2 separate regions of the Homo sapiens genome follow, and region 2 is linked to region 1. A link is a loop called in an ENCODE intact Hi-C map of the cell type or tissue named here. Cell type or tissue: CD14-positive monocyte. All regions are shown on one strand. Each heading gives the region's core, and the rest is flanking DNA. Links, peaks and the distances in the headings are about the cores only. Region 1 has its middle 15 kb from the start of ALDH3A1. Region 2 overlaps ALDH3A2 (aldehyde dehydrogenase 3 family member A2).

Region 1 (8,328 bases), core at 140-8,139:
TGGCCAGTCTGGTCTTGAACTCCTGACCTCCGGTGATCTGCCAGTCTCAGCCTCCTGAAGTGCTGGGATTACCGGCGTGAGCCACCGCATCCAGCCTTAAACAGAATTTAATGAACTGTTAGTTTACAGCATGCAAATTTTTCTCCATTGGTAGTTTTGGAACATACTTGTTTTTCTGCTGCTTTGAGAAATGAGGTGTTCTACTTTTAATCTTCCTGTGTGTTATTTGGACAAGTTACCTTCCCATCCTGAGCCTCAGTTTTTCCATCCATTAGAGAAGATAAGAGGACTACTACTTTCTAATCCTACCTGTGTGGGGAAAATGCTCTTTGCACAGTGCCTGGCATTTAGCAAGTGCTCAACAAATGGTGGCAGCAAGCAAAGTGAAGCTCTCCCTGCCATGCTGGGATCTGATGCCCCTGTTCCTAGCAACAGCTGCCTACAGTGCCGGGGAGCCAGGCCTTGGGCTGTTGCCCTGTCTCTCAGCAGGGCTATGTAAGCATATTGATTTTTGCAAAACCAAGTTCTGGTTCCTTGCTGTGGGGCTGACAAAAAACCATGGGGTCGATCCTCTATAAATATTTTAGCTATGTCCTCTGTTTTTTAAATACAAAATGTGTACTCTAGCCCTTGCCTGTCTGAATTGAAACAAACTCTTTTGAGGTCATGTGCCTCTGGACCCCCACAGCCACACACTGTCAGCGGCAGGCCCCACCCCTGGGACTCATGTCCCACCTCAGTGCCTTCTCTGCCTTTGGAGAAGGAGCTTAGGTCAGGCCCCACACACCTGTCCAGCCCCATGTGTCTCCCCGACCAGCCCTACTGCCAGCAGCGCCCCGTGGGCTGAGCCAGACCTGGGCCAGCCCTCAACCGGCAGAGGGCGCCCGCCCCCAGGCAGTGAGGCTTCTCAGGCTGCTCCCTGAGAAAGGACAGTGTCTTGCATGGGGAGGGGAGAAGGGACAGTGAGGTAACTTCTTCCCAAGGGGTCGCCAGCAGGGACCCCTTTGAGAGTCTGAGGAAAACCTCAGAAAAGGCACAAACTCACAGAAAACGTGAGAGCTGCCCTCTTGGTGCCCCCCTGTCACTAGATGTTGGGGACTCCCAGCTCCCCGGAAGCCCATCTCCCTTCTTAAGGGAAGCAGTGAGGTGAGTCCTCAAGTCCCTTTTCCCCAAAGAAGCTCTGCTGTCTTGCCCCAAAGATTCCTCGATCCCCTCTTGGGGCTGGTCAGATCTGCCCTTGGCTTGAGAAGGGGCTGGGGAGCGAGCCTGCCCCTAAGGAGACTCGGACCTGCAGAACTAAGGGCCACCCCCAGGAGGGAAGGGCTGCCCTCAACACACGTCCCTTCTGGGGCCTGCCTCTGCTCGGCAGGGCAGGGGGTGCCCCATGTGGAGGACTGCTCTAGATGGGCTTTTGTAGGTGAGAAAGGTAAGACCTCAGGCCTACTAGCGCATAGAAGAAAAAGATTCTGGCCGGGCTTGGTGGCCCATGCCTGTAATCCCAGCATTTTGGGAGGCCAAGGCAGGTAGATCACCTGAGGTCAGGAGTTCAAGACTAGCCTGGCCAACATGGTGAAACCCTGTCTCTACTAAAAATACAAAAATTAGCTGGGTGTGGTGCCTGGTGCCTGTAATCCCAGCTACTTGGGAGGCTGAAGCAGGAGAATCACTTGAACCCAGAGGGCAGAGGTTGCAATGAGCCGAGATCACGCCATTGCACTCCAGCCTGGGCAACGGGAGTGAAACTCCATCTCAAAAAAGAAAAAAAAAAAAAGCCTGCTGCCAGGAGGTCTGATGTGGGGCAGGTGGGGTCTAGGGTAGGAGTTCCCTTCCCTGGATGTTTCCTATGCCAGAGGCTAATGGACAAATTTTGAGAAATTGTGATGTTTGGCTTGATATTGGGTCTTTTTTTCCTGTCATTCATGCCCTCGAAGCCATTTGTTAAGCACCTGCTCTGAGTTGGTGCTATACTATGACACAAGGGAGAACGCCAGGGCATGGCCTGCCCTCATGAGGCACACACTGTAGATAGGACGTTGATAAAGACAACATGACAATTGTGACTAATGCCACAGAAGACAGGTAGATGATGTTGTTATGTGGACTTGTGGGAGGGGAACTGGACCAGCCAAGGAAGTCAGGAAAGAAGGGAGCATGAAGCCGGCGGAGAGGGGAGTGTTCTGAGCCGGGGACCAGCATGTGCAAAGGCCAGCAGGTTTGCTTTCTGCAGTGCAGTAATCACTTTCGGAAATCATCTTGTGTGTATTTTTACTTGTTTATTATTATTATCACCTCACTAAAATGTCAGCTCTCTAAAGCCAGGAACCTTACTGTCTTACTGTGTCCCTAGCTCCTAGGACAGTACCTGGGAGATAGTAGGTACTCAACATATATCTGATATTTGTGGAAAATAATGGCTGACATACACTGCATGTCTTCCCCATGCCAGTCAGTTTTTTTTTTTTTTTTTTAGACGGAGTCTCACTCTTGCCCAGTCTGGAGTGCAGTGGCGCGATCTCAGCTCACTGCACCTCTGCCATCTGGGTTCAAGAGATTATCCTGCCTAAATCTCCCAAGTAGCTGGGATTACAGGTGCCTGCCACCACGCCTGGCTAATTTTTGTAGTTTTAGTAGAGATGGGATTTCACCATCTTGGCCAGGCTGGTCTTGAACTCCTGACCTCAGGTGATCCACCTGCCTCAGCCTCCCAAAGTGCTGGGATTACAGGTGTAAGCCACTGCGCCCTGCCTGCCAGTCACAGTTCTAAGCATTTTATATGAACCCACAGCCAGCCCATGAGGAAACTGAAGCTTAGAGAGGTTAAGTAACTTGCTTAATTTCTCATAGGTGGTGAGTCCCTGAGCCAGGATTCTAACTCAGGCAGGCTTCCTCCAGAGCTCATGTTCTTACAGCCCATCTCTAGATGTAAATGAAGCAGATGGATCTGCTTAGGTGCAGCTTTAAGCATGTTTATGTATATGTGAGCAAGTCGGGGATTTCAGCTCACAACAGAACACAGGCTGTCAGCACTGTCACTGTGTGACTGCAGGTCAGAGAGTCTGGGTGGGAAGAGAGAGAGGGAGAGGTATGTTGATGAGCTTGCAGCCTTTTTTTTTTTTTTTTTTTTTAAGACGGAGTCTGGCTCAGTCGCCCAGGCTGGAATGCAGTGGCGAGATCTTGGCTCACTCCAACCTCTGCCTCCCGGGTTCAAGCAATTCTCCTGCCTCAACCTCCAGAGTAGCTGGGACTACAGGCGCCCGCCACCATGTTTGGCTAATTTTTGTATTTCTAGTAGAGATGGTGTCTTACCATGTTGGCCAGCTGGTCAGGAACTCCTGACCTCAAGTGATCCACCCACCTCGGCCTCCCAAAGTGCTGGGATTGCAGATGTGAGCCACCGTGCCCAGCCTTGCAGCCATTTTTAAGCATGGGATGTGGCTTAATCAGATTGGCAGGTTGCAGAAAAGATGAGAGGGGCACAGATGGATTCAGGGAGACCAGATGAAACTTACTCACATGAGAATGATGGATGATTTCAATAGATGAGTAGGAGTTAAAATGCCTTGGAGATCAATAGGATGTGGGTATCTATCAGTATTCTCAGTTGCTAGAAAGTGTATGAGTTAATTTTTGCTGTATAACAAGCCACTCCAAAACTTAATGGCTTAAAATAATAAGCATGTATTATTTCTCATCATGCTTATGGGCGAGTTAGGCAGTTCTGGTCTGAGTCAACATGGCTGGTGGTCAGTGGTCTAAGACAACTTCACTTGGGTTTGTAGACTTGCATGATGTTTAGCTGGGACATCAAGGATGACTTGGCCTCCTGTCTGCCATCATCTGGCAGGCCAGCTCAGCCTTGTTTACATGGTGGTGTCCCATGGTAGGTGGAGAGCAAGTCCCAGGGCGCAATCACCAGCACCCTACGTGTCTCTGTGCCTCATATTTGCCAGTGTCCCATTGGCCAAAGCAAGCCCCATGACCAAGCCCAGATTCAGGAGGTGGAGAAATCCCCCTATTGATGGGGTTTATAGCAAAGGCACATTGTAAAGCTCTGTACATACAGGGATGGGAGGAATTCCTATGGCCATTTTGTGCAGCTTAGCAAAAATGGGAACATAGGAACAACTTTGGCTTATTTAAGCAGAAAAGAACTTGTTATTTTTTTTAAAGGCTATTTGTAAGAATTTGGGGGAGGCCTGGAGAGCTGGGGAAAAAAAGTCAGAAATGAAGCTGCAGAACTGGAATAGGCAGAGGATGTCAATGCATTGCTGACACTGTGTCCGCTGCCTCTCGGGAAATTTGATCTTGTGGCAACCACTACTGCTGTCAGAGAGAAAAACCCCTGAGGTCCCCACATCTTGGCTCTTTTAAGGTCCAGTGTCGGCCTGTTGGATTGGTGAAGCTAGGTCACATGCTAGGAGACCCTGTCTGCAAGGTGGGCAGAGCTTCCAGCAGCGTGCCTGGCATAGCCTTTGTATAGAGAGGAGAGGCTGGGGGGAAGGAGAGACACAGACATGCGGGCAGTGGTGCATGGCTTTGCTGATTGGTCAGGGGCTTAGAAGAAGCAAGATTGGCAAGTTGGAGCGAAGGCGATCTGGAGAAGACTTGTGATAACCCAGGCAGTGAGCAGACAGTACTGTGTTTAGTGTCAGCGCCCACCAGAGGGGCACAGGACAAACCAGGTGGACAGGACGACTTGTCCAGTGAAGGTCAACTGGCCTCCATCCTTGGCCACCCTGATGCTTGCACCGTGAGCCCAGGATAAGCCTGCCATGGTGAAGGAGCTGCAGGCTACCCGTGGGCCCAGCAGGCTGATTTTGCTAAGCTCAACCTGCCAGCAGCAGAGGGCAGTGCTGAGTCCTCCGGGTGCACCATTGCCAGGGGAGACCAGCCAGACCGTTGCTCAGGCGCCCCCGCGGAAATAGCCAGGACCCAACTCAGTGTTGCCCTTGCGCTGGCTCTCCTTCCCCGGCCCTGCTTTTGAGGGATGCTAAGTGAGACTGCTTTGAGCGTCTCCCTCCGATGGAGGGCTGAGGCTGCTGGCACCCCTCCTTGGTGGCACCTTTGGGAGAGCTTTTCTATGTATCTTCTGAAGCTTGGGGGACATGCTAGGTGGGTGTCTGCTGCCTGAAAAATCAAATGGCCAGGAGTTCATTTCTGGCCAGCTGCTCTCAAACACTTTGTAGGCCAAAGACTGTGCAGCAGTGCCAAGGGGGCGATGTGGGCAGAGACGCAGGCAGGGAGAGCTGGGGGTCCTGTCCAACATGGCTGCTCCAGGGCTTGGGGTAAGGGGGCCTTGGCAGGAAAGCAGGGGGTGTCTGTCAGAGGCTAAGGAGCAGCAGAGGAGCATGAGCCGTCTGTAGAGATGGCATCTCCTCCGTCAAAGGGAGCCCAGGGCAGCAGTCCTTGGGAACAGAGGGTGTGGGAGGCTGTCAAAAGCTGCTGTGTGAGCGAGCAAGCCTCGGACCTCAGAAGAAACCACCTGAGACTGGCGCGAGACAAGAAAGCTGCTCCCCAGCCCCTTTGCCTACCTTCCCTCTGTGATCTTAGTGGAGCCCGGGCTCACTGAGGCCGAGGAGGAGGAGGAGGAGGAGGAGGAGGAGAAGGAGGAGCAAGGTGGGGAGGCTGAGAAGCCTATAGGGCCTCCTGCCCACCACAGCACCTGCAGCTGCAGAGGCCCACGGGGTGAGGTACTTGGAAGAGGCTCCAAGGATTACCCCAACGGGCATTTTTTTTTTTTTTTTTGAGATAGAGTCTCGCTCTGTTGCCCAGGCTGGAGTGCAGTGGTGTGATCTCGGCTCATTGCAACCTCCGCTGCCAATGTTCAAGCGATTCTCCTGCCTCAGCCTCTCGAGTAGCTGGGACTACAGGCGTGTGCCACCACGCTGAGCTAATTTTCTTGTATTTTTAGTAGAAACGGGGTTTTGCCATGTTGGCCAGGCTGGTCTCGAACTCCTGATCTCAGGTGATCTGCTTGCCTCGGCCTCCCAAAATGCTGGGATTACAGGTGTGAACAACCACGCCCGTCCCCAACAGGCATTTTTTTTTAACTGACTGAAATCAAGTTGTTATTCATGATCGGAGAGGGAACATCATGGACTTGCCCCAGTTCTCGTCCCAAGGTCCAGGAAGAACTAGCTGCAGAGCTCAGAGGAGAGAAAAGAGAGTTGTTTTTCTGACGGCAAACTCTGAGACCTGCCTGTTCACTGTAGCGATTAAGTAACCTCCATGAAAATAAGTGTTGTGAGGATGTGGAGAAATTGGAACCCTTGTGCATGGCGGTTGGGAATGTTAAAATGGTGCAGCTGCTGTGGAGAACAGTCTGGCAGTTCCTCAGAAAGTTAAACGTAGGATTACCACATGATCCAGCAATTCTGCTTCTGATTATATACCTGAGAGAAGCGAAAGAGGGTCTCGAGGAAATCCTCGCACCCCCATGTTCATTGCAGCGTGATTTGCAATAGCCAAAAGGTGGAGGCAGCCCAAGTGTCCACGGGCTGGTGAGTGGAGGAGTAAAATGAGGCATAGACAGATGGTGGGATGTTATTCAGCCTGAAAAAGGAAGGAAATCCTGACGTGCTGCAACACGGGATGCATCTTGAGGACATCACGCTGAGTGAAAGAAGCCAGACACAGAAGGACAAATTTTGTATGATTCCACTTCCATGAGGCACTGAGTCGTCAGGTTCATAGAGACAGAGGAGAATGGTGGTTTCCAGTGGCTCTGGGGAGTTTTTTTAATGGACACAGAGTTTCAGTTTGGGGAGGATGAAAAAGTCCTGGAGATGGATAGAGCTGATGACTGCACACAGTGTGAATGTGCTTAATGCCACTGAGCTCTACACTTGAAAACGGTTACAATGGTGAATCTATTTTATGTATTTTTACCACAAAAGAAATATGAAAAAAATAGGTCTACATGGAAAAATAAGGCACTTGTTTGCCAGTGTTTGTTCCTTAGTTCCAGCTCTGATCCTGCTGGCCCCAGACAGGCATCATCAGTTATGAGAGAGCACCTTTCTCCTGACCAGGGCTGTCACTGTGTAAAGCTCATCGCTCACAGTGGGACCTTGGCAGTGTGAGCTGAAGGCGCATGGAAGAAAAAGTCGGTGCAGATGAGATCAGAAGCCGAGGGCTCTGGCGCTGAGCATCTTAGTGAGGAGGGCCAGGTGGGCCTCCCTAAGGGAGAGGGAGAGAGGAGGGGCCTCGGGCCATGGTGTCAGCTTCCGAGGAGCTGGGATTTGTGGAGACAAGCACTGTCCTGCGGCCTGGATGCACCACAGGGCTTGGAGGAGCCCTCTCCACCCCAGGTCCTGAGGCGTGAGGGGCCTGGAGAAAGGCAGCACCCTTGGGAAGGAGGGCCGCAGGGAAGCCGCCCTGGTCCTTTGGGCAAACAGATTTCGGGTTCAGGAAGGGAGGAGGAGGACTGTGCTTTCCAGAGGGCCCAGAGGCAGGGTTTGGGTGGATGGATGGACAAGAGGGTGGCAGGAAGGAGGGGTGGGGCGTGGGGCGGGGCAGCCAAGGAGCAGGGAGCGTGGAAATCTCGAAATGACAGGTGAGTGGGGAGTGAGGCCCCATGGATTCGTGCAGGAGGAAGGCATTAGGCCACGTGTTGAGATGCTTGCTTTTGGTGGCAAGCAGGCCTCGGGGCTAGGGCTGTGCGTGTGAGTGTGGGGCCTCACTGAGCACAGGCATGGGAGTCCATGGACACTCCCTGTCTCCTTCCCGCTTCTCCTCCAGCAGGCAGGAGGAATGAGGCAGATGTGCAGAGACAAGCAGGGGGCAGGGAGGGCAGAGGGAGAGGAAGGGAGACAGACCACACCCTCATGCAGCGGTCCCCAGGCCCCGAGCTTGCTCCTACACCTGCATCGCCACAGCTTGCTCCTACACCTGCATCACCAGGGCTCCTCCCAGAGGGCCAAAGCAGCATCTTCTCTTGGTGCTTGTCATTTGCAGGAGAGGCCAACTAATACACGTCCACCTGAAGTTTACTCTGTGCTCCCTACTGCCCCCAGAACACAGTCCAAGCACCTCCGCCCTGCATTCAGGGTGACCCAGCTCCGCCCCACCCATCGCACCCCAGCTCTGCCCCACCCATCGCACCCTCTCAGGCCTCCATGAACAGACCTGGTCAGGCAATGCGTTTGTGCTTATTCGTCAAGACTGGTCTCGAACTCCCGACCTCAGGTGATCCGCCTGCCTCAGCCTCCCAAAGTGCTGGGATTACAGGCGTGAGCCACCACACTCGGCCCATTCTCTTTTATCTTTCCCACACTGAAACTCTGTTCCCATTCAACACTCATTCTCCATTCCCCTCCCCTCAGCCCC
Region 2 (8,328 bases), core at 54-8,053, 110 kb after region 1:
GCCAAGCTATTTCCTTCTTTGTGCTGTTTTCCCATCCACAAACTACAGATAATTACATCAAGTTCTATTCTGCTTCTCAGGATTGTTAGGAGGAAAAAAGGAGTTATGTGTAAATATGAACAACTGGAGCAACGCTGGTGGCATCATTCAATACACAGAAACACAGACATTTTAAATAGTTTATAACAAAAGCTACAGGTACAGTATACCAGAAAGCAGGATTTAGTACTTTAACAATTAAATGCTATATATTTAATAGTTTATCTAGTGTTAATAAGTAGTGTCAGCAAAAACTGCCAAATTGCCATCTTCCCATAGGAAAAGGAGAATTTCCATTACCTATGTAGCGTGTGGCCTCATCAGTCTCCCCACCAAAAGCTATCTTTTGTCCTTCAAGCAAACTTAGTATCCTCTTAAAATGACGAAGATTGATGATCCTTTCATAATCAGGAGACTCTTTTATATTTTCTCCATAAAATTCCTATTTAAAACAACAGGAGTATATAAATGTCACAAAGACCCACAATTCAATTTCAGTAAGTACAAAATCCAGCCATGCCCCAAAATCAATCTGGTTTTATATCCTCACAGAATCTAACACCCCACCCCTCAAGTAATTTAACAGTAGTATGATAGTAGCAAGTTTCAGCTTTTTGGCAGGTCGAGGACCAGAAAATAAAGCATGCACACACACAGAGATCTGTCATTGTCCATAGTTCCAAAGGTTCTTATGGATCTCTTAGAGTCCACCCACAGGCCTTCACCTCCTGGGGCTGACAGTGGGAGCAGGCTGGGGAAAGAAGTCTTGCTCTGCATCAGAGTTGCCTATTTGTTAGCACATTGGCTGTGCCTGCTTTCCCCCTACAGTAAGTTCGGTAGTTACAGCAGAGACCCTAACATCTGCAAAGCCTGAAATATTTACCATCTAGCCCTTTACAGAAACCATTTGCCAATCTTTGCTCCACTTTGTTGTTTTGGTCTTCTTTGAACTGGTATTTCCACCACTTACACATGATGGTGAAACCACCCGAAGGATCAAAATACAGCTTTGGTAAATTACCAAGGTAAAAGAACGTCAATAATCATACAATCAATATTTACTTAGTAAAACAAACAAAATTACTGAATTGCTGCATCACTTCAAAGCCTTGTGAGAGTTCCCAATTTCATCCCAAATCAAAATGAACATTGTTCATCCAACCTCTACCAAGAGCAATTCTCAAGTCTGGGTGGTCGGAATCACTGGTGCAGCTTGCTAAAATGCATGTGCCTGGGCTCTGACTCGAGAGTCACCAACAGTAGTTTTCAATGCTGAATGCATCATAGAATCACCTGGAGGCCTCAGACGAGCTGAATCTTTGGAGGGTAAGGCTTGCAAACTTGTTTTTAAATGGCTCACTAGGGTAACATGTAGCTTGAGAACCACTGTGTTAAGAGTATAAATGCCTCAAAGGGAGGCAGAGGCCCTTATTCCTTTGAAATTGAATTCATCACCACACTCAACTAAGCATTCTCCAATTCCCAAATATTTTCAATCTCACAAGTATCTTTAACCACTCTCTCTTCCCACATACCCTGAATCTGGGCAACTCTCCCTTCATGTGCTCATCTGGATCCATTTTTAGTCCTATGACTAAAAATGATAGTCCAATTTCCATGTCAAGACCCTAGCACCTCATCCCCCAAGTTACTCTGCCTGGAACACATAGTGAACTATTGTCCTGAACTTCCTGGTACATAATTTTCTCTTTTTTTTTTTTTTTTGAGACAGGGTCTCACTCTGTCACCCAGGCTGGAGTCCAGTGGCACATTCTTGGCTCACTGCAGCCTCCGCCTCCCAGGAGGATCAAGCGATCCTCCTACCTCAGCCTGCCAAGTAGCTGGGACCACACGTACACGCCGGTACACCTGAATTTTTGTATTTCTTGTAGCGACAAGATTTTGCTACGTTGCCCAGCTGGTCTTGAATTCCTGGCCTCAAGTGATCTGTCTGCCTTGGCCTTCCAAAGTGCTGGGATTACAGGAGTGAGCCACTGTGCCCAGCCAATTTTCTCTTTTTTTGTTTTTTTGAGACAGAGTCTTATGCTGTCACTCAGGCTGGAGCACAGTGATGCAATAATGGCTCATTGCAGCCTTGAACTCCTGGGCTCAAGTGATCCTTCTGGCTTCAGCCTCCTGAGTAGCTGGGACTACAGGCATGTGCCACCATACCCAGCTAACCTTTTTTTCTTTTGTAGACACAGGGTCTCATTATGTTGACCAGGCTGGTTTTGAACTCCTGGGCTCAAGCGATCTTCCCACCTTAGCCTCCCAAAGTGCTCGGATTACAGGAGTGAACCACCACAACGGCGACAATTTTCATATCTTTTTTTCTTTTGAGATAAAATCTCATTCCGTTACCCAGGCTGGAGTGCAGTAGCATGATCTTGGCTCACTGCAAGCTCCACCTCCCGGGTTCAAGCAATTCTTGTGCCTCAGCCTCCCAAGTAGCTAGAATTATAGGTGCGTGCCACCATGCCCGGCTAATTTTTGTAATTTTAGTAGAGATGGGTTTTGCCATGTTGGCCAAACTGGTCTCTAACTCCTCACCTCAAGTGATCAACCTGTCTTGGCCTCCCAAAGTGCTGGGATTACAGGCGTGAGCCACCATGTCTGGCCAACAATTTTCATTTTCAGATCACATGCATTACTCTTTGGTGTTTTTGATCCTTCCTTTTAGTGCTCAATTAACATCTGTCGAGTAAACAGTGACTGCTCCAATAATTTCTTTCATCTGAGGGGTTAATGATCCTCACCCACTGCTGAACTCAGTCACACTGGTCATTTGGTCATCCCATTCTTCTTTTTTTTTTTTTTTTTAAAGACAGAGTCTTGCTCTGTCGCCCAGGCTGGAGTGCAGTGGCGTGATCTTGGCTCACTGCAACCTTTGCCTCCCGGGTTCAAGCGATTCTTGCCAGGGTTCAAGCAAATCTCGTGCCTTAGCCTCCTGAGTAGCTGGAATTACAGACATGCACCACCATCCCCGGCTGATTTTTTTGTATTTTTAGTAGAGACAGGGTTTCACCATATTGGCCAGGCTGGTCTTGAACTTCTGACCTCAAGTGATCTGCCCCCCTAGGCCCCCCAAAGTGCTGGGATTACAGGCATAAGCCACCGTGCCCAGCCCCCATTCCTTTCTACCAACTTAAATCCTATATTTCTTCAAGTCTTGGCTTAGGACTCTACATGCAGTCTTCCTTGGTTCCCTCACTGCAAATATTTACTTTAAACACGCTGAAAGATTGTTAATTATATAAAGGGTATACTGTAAGTAGTTATTTAATTAAGTCACTCCTCCAAACTACTGGCCACCCTAGGCCCTCTACATACACAAAAACTGATAACCTTCAGCAGCAATGGCCAATATGCCAAAGAGTCTCTCTGATTATACCTAAAGGGTTGGCAACATTCCCTCAAAACCACGGACACACGATTATTTAACTTTTTTAAAAAAAGTATATGCCACAACTAATCATCAACAAATCAACTAGACAGTTTAAGTAGATTTAACACCAATGCAACCTTGCTCCCAGCATATATTCTATGGTACACATAGCATTTTCATATTAGTCAATAAGTTCACTGAGTCACATATGATTTTGAAATTTTCCTGAAGGGAGAAACAAATGGGGATGCTGCCTGCGAATAGTTAATTTGACTCCTTATCTTATTAAAATCAGTGGAATCAGATGTTTTTAATACAAACCTTCACTGTTTCCTTAATCTTCCATACAATTTGATTTTGGAGGGATGCTTCACAGAGAATATAGTCGGGTGCAATGCAGGTTTGGCCACAATTCATGTATTTTCCCCAGGTTATGCGTCTGAGGGGAAAACATCCAGAACAGCTATATAATTCAGTAATTCAGTCAAATATTCATTTGTTACATTGTGTTGTTTGAATGTCTTGCAACTAAAATAGATTCATATATTTATCTGGCAATTTTTATAAAAAAGTTAAAAACTCATTTCTAAATCAGTTGTTTGGAACTTAGAAAGTATTTTCCAAATGAGGTGGAATATTTTACATAGCAGGGAAGTTCTCAGGCCAGCTCACGGCAAACAGTACTTGGTAAACAGTGAAGCCATTGCCTGCTGCAGGAAAAGAGGAGAAACAGCCTCCCAATGTCCTTTCCCCTCTTCCAGTCCAGCCAAAGGAAAGTCCTGGATGACCAGAGTTCGGTACAGACTCTCCTGGTTGTGGCTTTTGGCTCTGCCTGCAAGATGTTCAGGTATAAAGCAGGATGTCAGCCAGCCTCCAAGGCCATCCTCCTCTTTGTGGAGCCCTGCCCCACTTGGGAAGACCTTTCCTATGCATGGGCAGAAACCCATGCCCTAAACATTCACTAACTGAGGGTGTCTGGTTTTGACAAATGGATTTCTACTTAGGAAGCCAACCTGGAACCCTGACCTGGAATCTCTGAAGGGCAGAGAAAGCCACACCACCCAGAGCACAGAGTCAGTTCTATGATTTGGCACTTCTTAGTAGCTAAACCGGATTTAGCAGAGAGAACCTGAAACCTCTTATTTTCTAATTTTCAGATGCAAGATGTTATTCACAGTTAAAAAATGAGGAACACTTGTTTTGCCCACAAAGGATCTCAGTTAAGATATCAGCATAATACCCTCTCAAATGGGCATTTAAAGATTTTATTAGGCACACACAATACTTTGGATTATGTACTTCACAGATCACTGGCCAGAAGAACGTTAAAATTTCTTGCTAGATCTAGCTGTAATCTTGAGAACAGATATAACTTTTTTAAAATTCCTAAGGACAACCACATGATGTCAGGACTTACAGCTCACCATTTTTGACAGTGGCGCCAAGAGACAGTGAAAGACTCCTGTTACTCTTGAGGACATCAACCACCAAAGCTTAATAATGTATCTTGGAGCCATAAGGTATGGGGTTCAAGTACAAAGAGTAACATTGTCAGGAAAAGTCTCCATTGTGCTGGGAAAACCTCAGAAAATCAGAGAGCCAGACTCACCTGCAAACAATGTCCAGGTCACAATCTTTATCAATATAACATGGACTTTTCCCTCCCAGTTCAAGAGTCACAGGGGTCAGATGCTTGGCAGCAGCTTCCATGACAATTTTGCCAACCGCAGTGTTTCCCGTATAGAAAATGTGGTCAAATCGCTGCTTCAGGAGCTCCGTGGTTTCCTCAACACCACCATTAATAACAATATAGAGATCCTCAAAGAAAGAGAAACACAAACTCTTGCACTGCCAAATAAATCCTAACGTCTAACATCAGCAATCTCTTCAACATAAACATGTAACATTCAGTAAAACCCAGAGAGTGTCAAGACCAGTCCCTGTGAGGGATGGGAGAGGGAACTGACCAAGGACAAGAGGAGAACACACAGTCCGATGGCATCTGGGAAGCATGAACCCACATAGAACTAATCTGGAGACTCCAGTGTTTTTTTACATGAGCTCAGCAACAAAGACACTAAGGAGAACAAATGGTTGAATTTGACCAGGGAAAATGCATGAGACGCGGGTGTGTGCAGAAGTGCCTCTGGTGAAGAGTGGCTCCCACAGGACAGGTCATGCATGTCTTAGTCTGAATGTTCTCTGTCTCACAACACAGAGTGGGCTTAGCCCACGCTATTCTGAATGAATGGTATATCCGGCACAGTAGCTGAGAGCGCTTGCTTTTGAAGTGTATCTGGTTTGAATCTGGGCTCTGCCACTCACTAGCTTATGCAACCTTAGGCAAGCTACTGAACATCTCTGAGCCTCAATTTCCTCATCTGTTACTGGGAGAATTCACGTAGCTTCTGTGGACTGAGCCCATCTATGCATTGTGCTATCATTACCAGCTATTCTAAGAGAGAACATCTTGGACAATAACAGCATCAAAAGTAAGAGAACAGATGGCAAGCAAGGAAGACAGAGAGGTATTCAAGACTCCAAGGTGGAAGTGTGAAGTAAAAGCTGGCTTGTGGATCTCATGTTTCCACTTGAAGGCGAATTAATTTCATTCACTTCATGGTTCAGCTGCCCAACAAATGTTTCAAGCTTTAACTTTTCTATGGCTTAATCTACATAGCATATATTATTGATCCCCTAACACGGTAACTGAAGCTGGTAGAGCATTATTATCCTCCTTATCCGGACAGAGTCAGTTATTGAAGAATTTACCCCTGGTCAGGGGCAAAGCGGTACCTTCAACCTCTATCTTCTGGTTCTACGTCCTATTCAATCCTTGACATCTCACTGTCTTCCATTTCATCTTTCTTGATTGGATCATCACAGCTATTAGAACAAAATGGCTCTAACAAAGAGAAAAATATCATTCCAAGAACCAGAACTGGCCTCAATCCATCACAAGTTGATGTACAGAATACAGGTAAGATATTTTTAAGCTGTATTTCGCTTAAAGCTAAATGAAGACTCCTCCCTGTAGCAACTGCATGTAGAACTCAGCAGTGCCAATTTCTTCGCGGCATCATAACTTCCTCCCCAGGAAGGCATAAGAACCTCTGACTCAGACAGATGAACTACCCGCAGTTGGGCAGATCATTTTCTTTATTCAGTTCTTGATATTCTTAAATGCCAGCATGTTAAGTCAGTGTGAGGATCTGCCCTCTAGTTCAGGAGGGCACTTTTTGTGTATGTGTGGCATGTTTTCATGCCACAGACATGTCTTTTTTGAAAGCAGAAGTACTCTTATAGGCTGGGTGAGAGGTGAGAGCGTGCGGGCAACCCTTGCTCGCTCTCAGCACCTCCTTGGCCTTGGCACCCACTCTCGCCACGCTTGAGGAGCCCTTCAGCCCACAGCTGCACTGTGGGAGCCCCTCTCTGGGCTGGCCAAGGCTGGAGCCGGCTCCTTCTGCTTGTGGGAAGGTGTGGAGGGAGAGGCGCAGGCAGGAACCGGGGCTGCGCGTGGCGCTCACAAGCCAGAGCGAGTTCTGGGTGGGCGCAGGCTCAATGGGCCCCACACTCGGAGCAGCTGGCCGGCGCCGCCAGCCCTGGGCAATGAGGGGCTTAGCACCTGGGCCAGCTGCTGAGGAGGGTGCCCCGGGTCCCCCAGCAATGCCAGCCCACCAGCGCCACACTCGAATTCTCGCCGGGCCTCAGCCACCTCCCCGCAGGGCAGGGCTCGGGACCTGCAGCCCGCCATGCCCAAGGCCCCCACCCCGCCCCTGGTGGGTTCCCATGCTGCCCGAGCCTCCCTGATGGGCGCCGCCCCCTGCTCCACAGCGCCCAGTCCCATCGACCGCCCAAGGGCTGAGGGGTGCAGGCGCGCAGCGCTGGACTGATGGGCAGCTCCACCCACAGCCCCGGCGTGGGATCCACTAGGCAAAGCCAGCTGGGCTCCTGAGTCGGGTGGGGACTTAGAGAACTTTTATGTCTAGCCGGAGGATTGTATATGCACCAATCAGCACTCTGTGTCTAGCTTGGGGTTTGTGGATGCACCAATCAGCACTCTGTATCTAGCTAATCTGGTGGGGATTTGGAGAACTTTTATGTCTAGCTAGAGGATTGTAAAAGCACCAGTCAGCACTCTATGTCTAGCTCAAGGTTTGTAAATGCACCAATCAGTGCTCTGTGTCTAGCTAATCTAGTGGGGACTTGGAGAACTTTTATGTCTAGCTAGAGGATTGTAAATGCACCAATCAGCATTCTGTGTCTAGCTCAGGGATTGTAAACGCACCAATCAGCACCCTGTCAAAACGGACCAATCAGCTCTCTGTAAAATGGACCAATCAGCAGGATGCGGGTGGGGCCAGATAAGGGAATAAAAGCAGGCTGCCCAAGCCAGCAGCGGCAACCTGCTCGGGTCCCCTTTGACACTGTGGAAGCTTTGTTCTTTCAGTCTTTGCAATAAATCTTGCTGCTGCTGCTCACTCTGGGTCCGCACTGCCGTTATGAGCTGTAACACTCACTGCGAAGGTCTGCAGCTTCACTCCTGAGGCCAGCGAGACCACGAACCCACCGGGAGGAATGAACAACTCCAGACAGGAGGAACTAACAACTCCAGATGCGCCGCCTTAAGAGCTGTAACACTCACCACGAAGGTCTGCAGCTTCACTCCTGAAGCCAGCAAGACCACGAACCCACCAGAAGGAAGAAACTCCGAACATGTCCGAACATCAGAAGAAACAAACTCCGGACACACCATCTTTAAGAACTGTAACACTCACTGCAAGGGTCCGCGGCTTCATTCTTGAAGTCAGTGAGACCGAGAACCCACCAATTCCAGACACATGGGCATGGTGGCTCACACCTGTAATCCCAGCACTTTCGGAGGCCAAGCTGGGCGGATCACC

What was found. Peaks named below come from ENCODE experiments on the same cell type or tissue, not always from the same donor. Only the 100,000 strongest peaks of a DNase experiment are listed, where the experiment ranks them.
Region 2: a loop joins it to region 1, with 2.8 times the contacts of the local background. A loop is called at or near these places in 61 of 110 quality-filtered maps.

What each region holds. Positions count from the first base shown.
Region 1 is chr17:19,759,211-19,767,538 of GRCh38, reverse strand. No RefSeq gene overlaps it. Among named protein-coding and RNA genes, the nearest start is that of ALDH3A1, 15 kb to the right of the region's middle. RefSeq lists enhancers at 626-775, 4,953-5,042, 4,577-5,077, 7,605-8,142. In CD14-positive monocyte, for the core only: CTCF peaks have their summits at 680, 881 (motif pointing right), 4,609 and 4,813 (motif pointing right); DNase peaks (open chromatin) are centred at 878, 4,848 and 6,638.
Region 2 is chr17:19,653,280-19,661,607 of GRCh38, reverse strand. ALDH3A2 (aldehyde dehydrogenase 3 family member A2) reads right to left here. Exons shown (of 10, transcript NM_000382.3): 4 at 5,034-5,242; 5 at 3,746-3,863; 6 at 340-481. Among named protein-coding and RNA genes, the nearest start is that of ALDH3A2, 8.7 kb to the right of the region's middle. In CD14-positive monocyte, for the core only: no CTCF peak of the experiment used is centred there; no DNase peak of the experiment used is centred there; H3K27ac peaks cover 1,214 bases.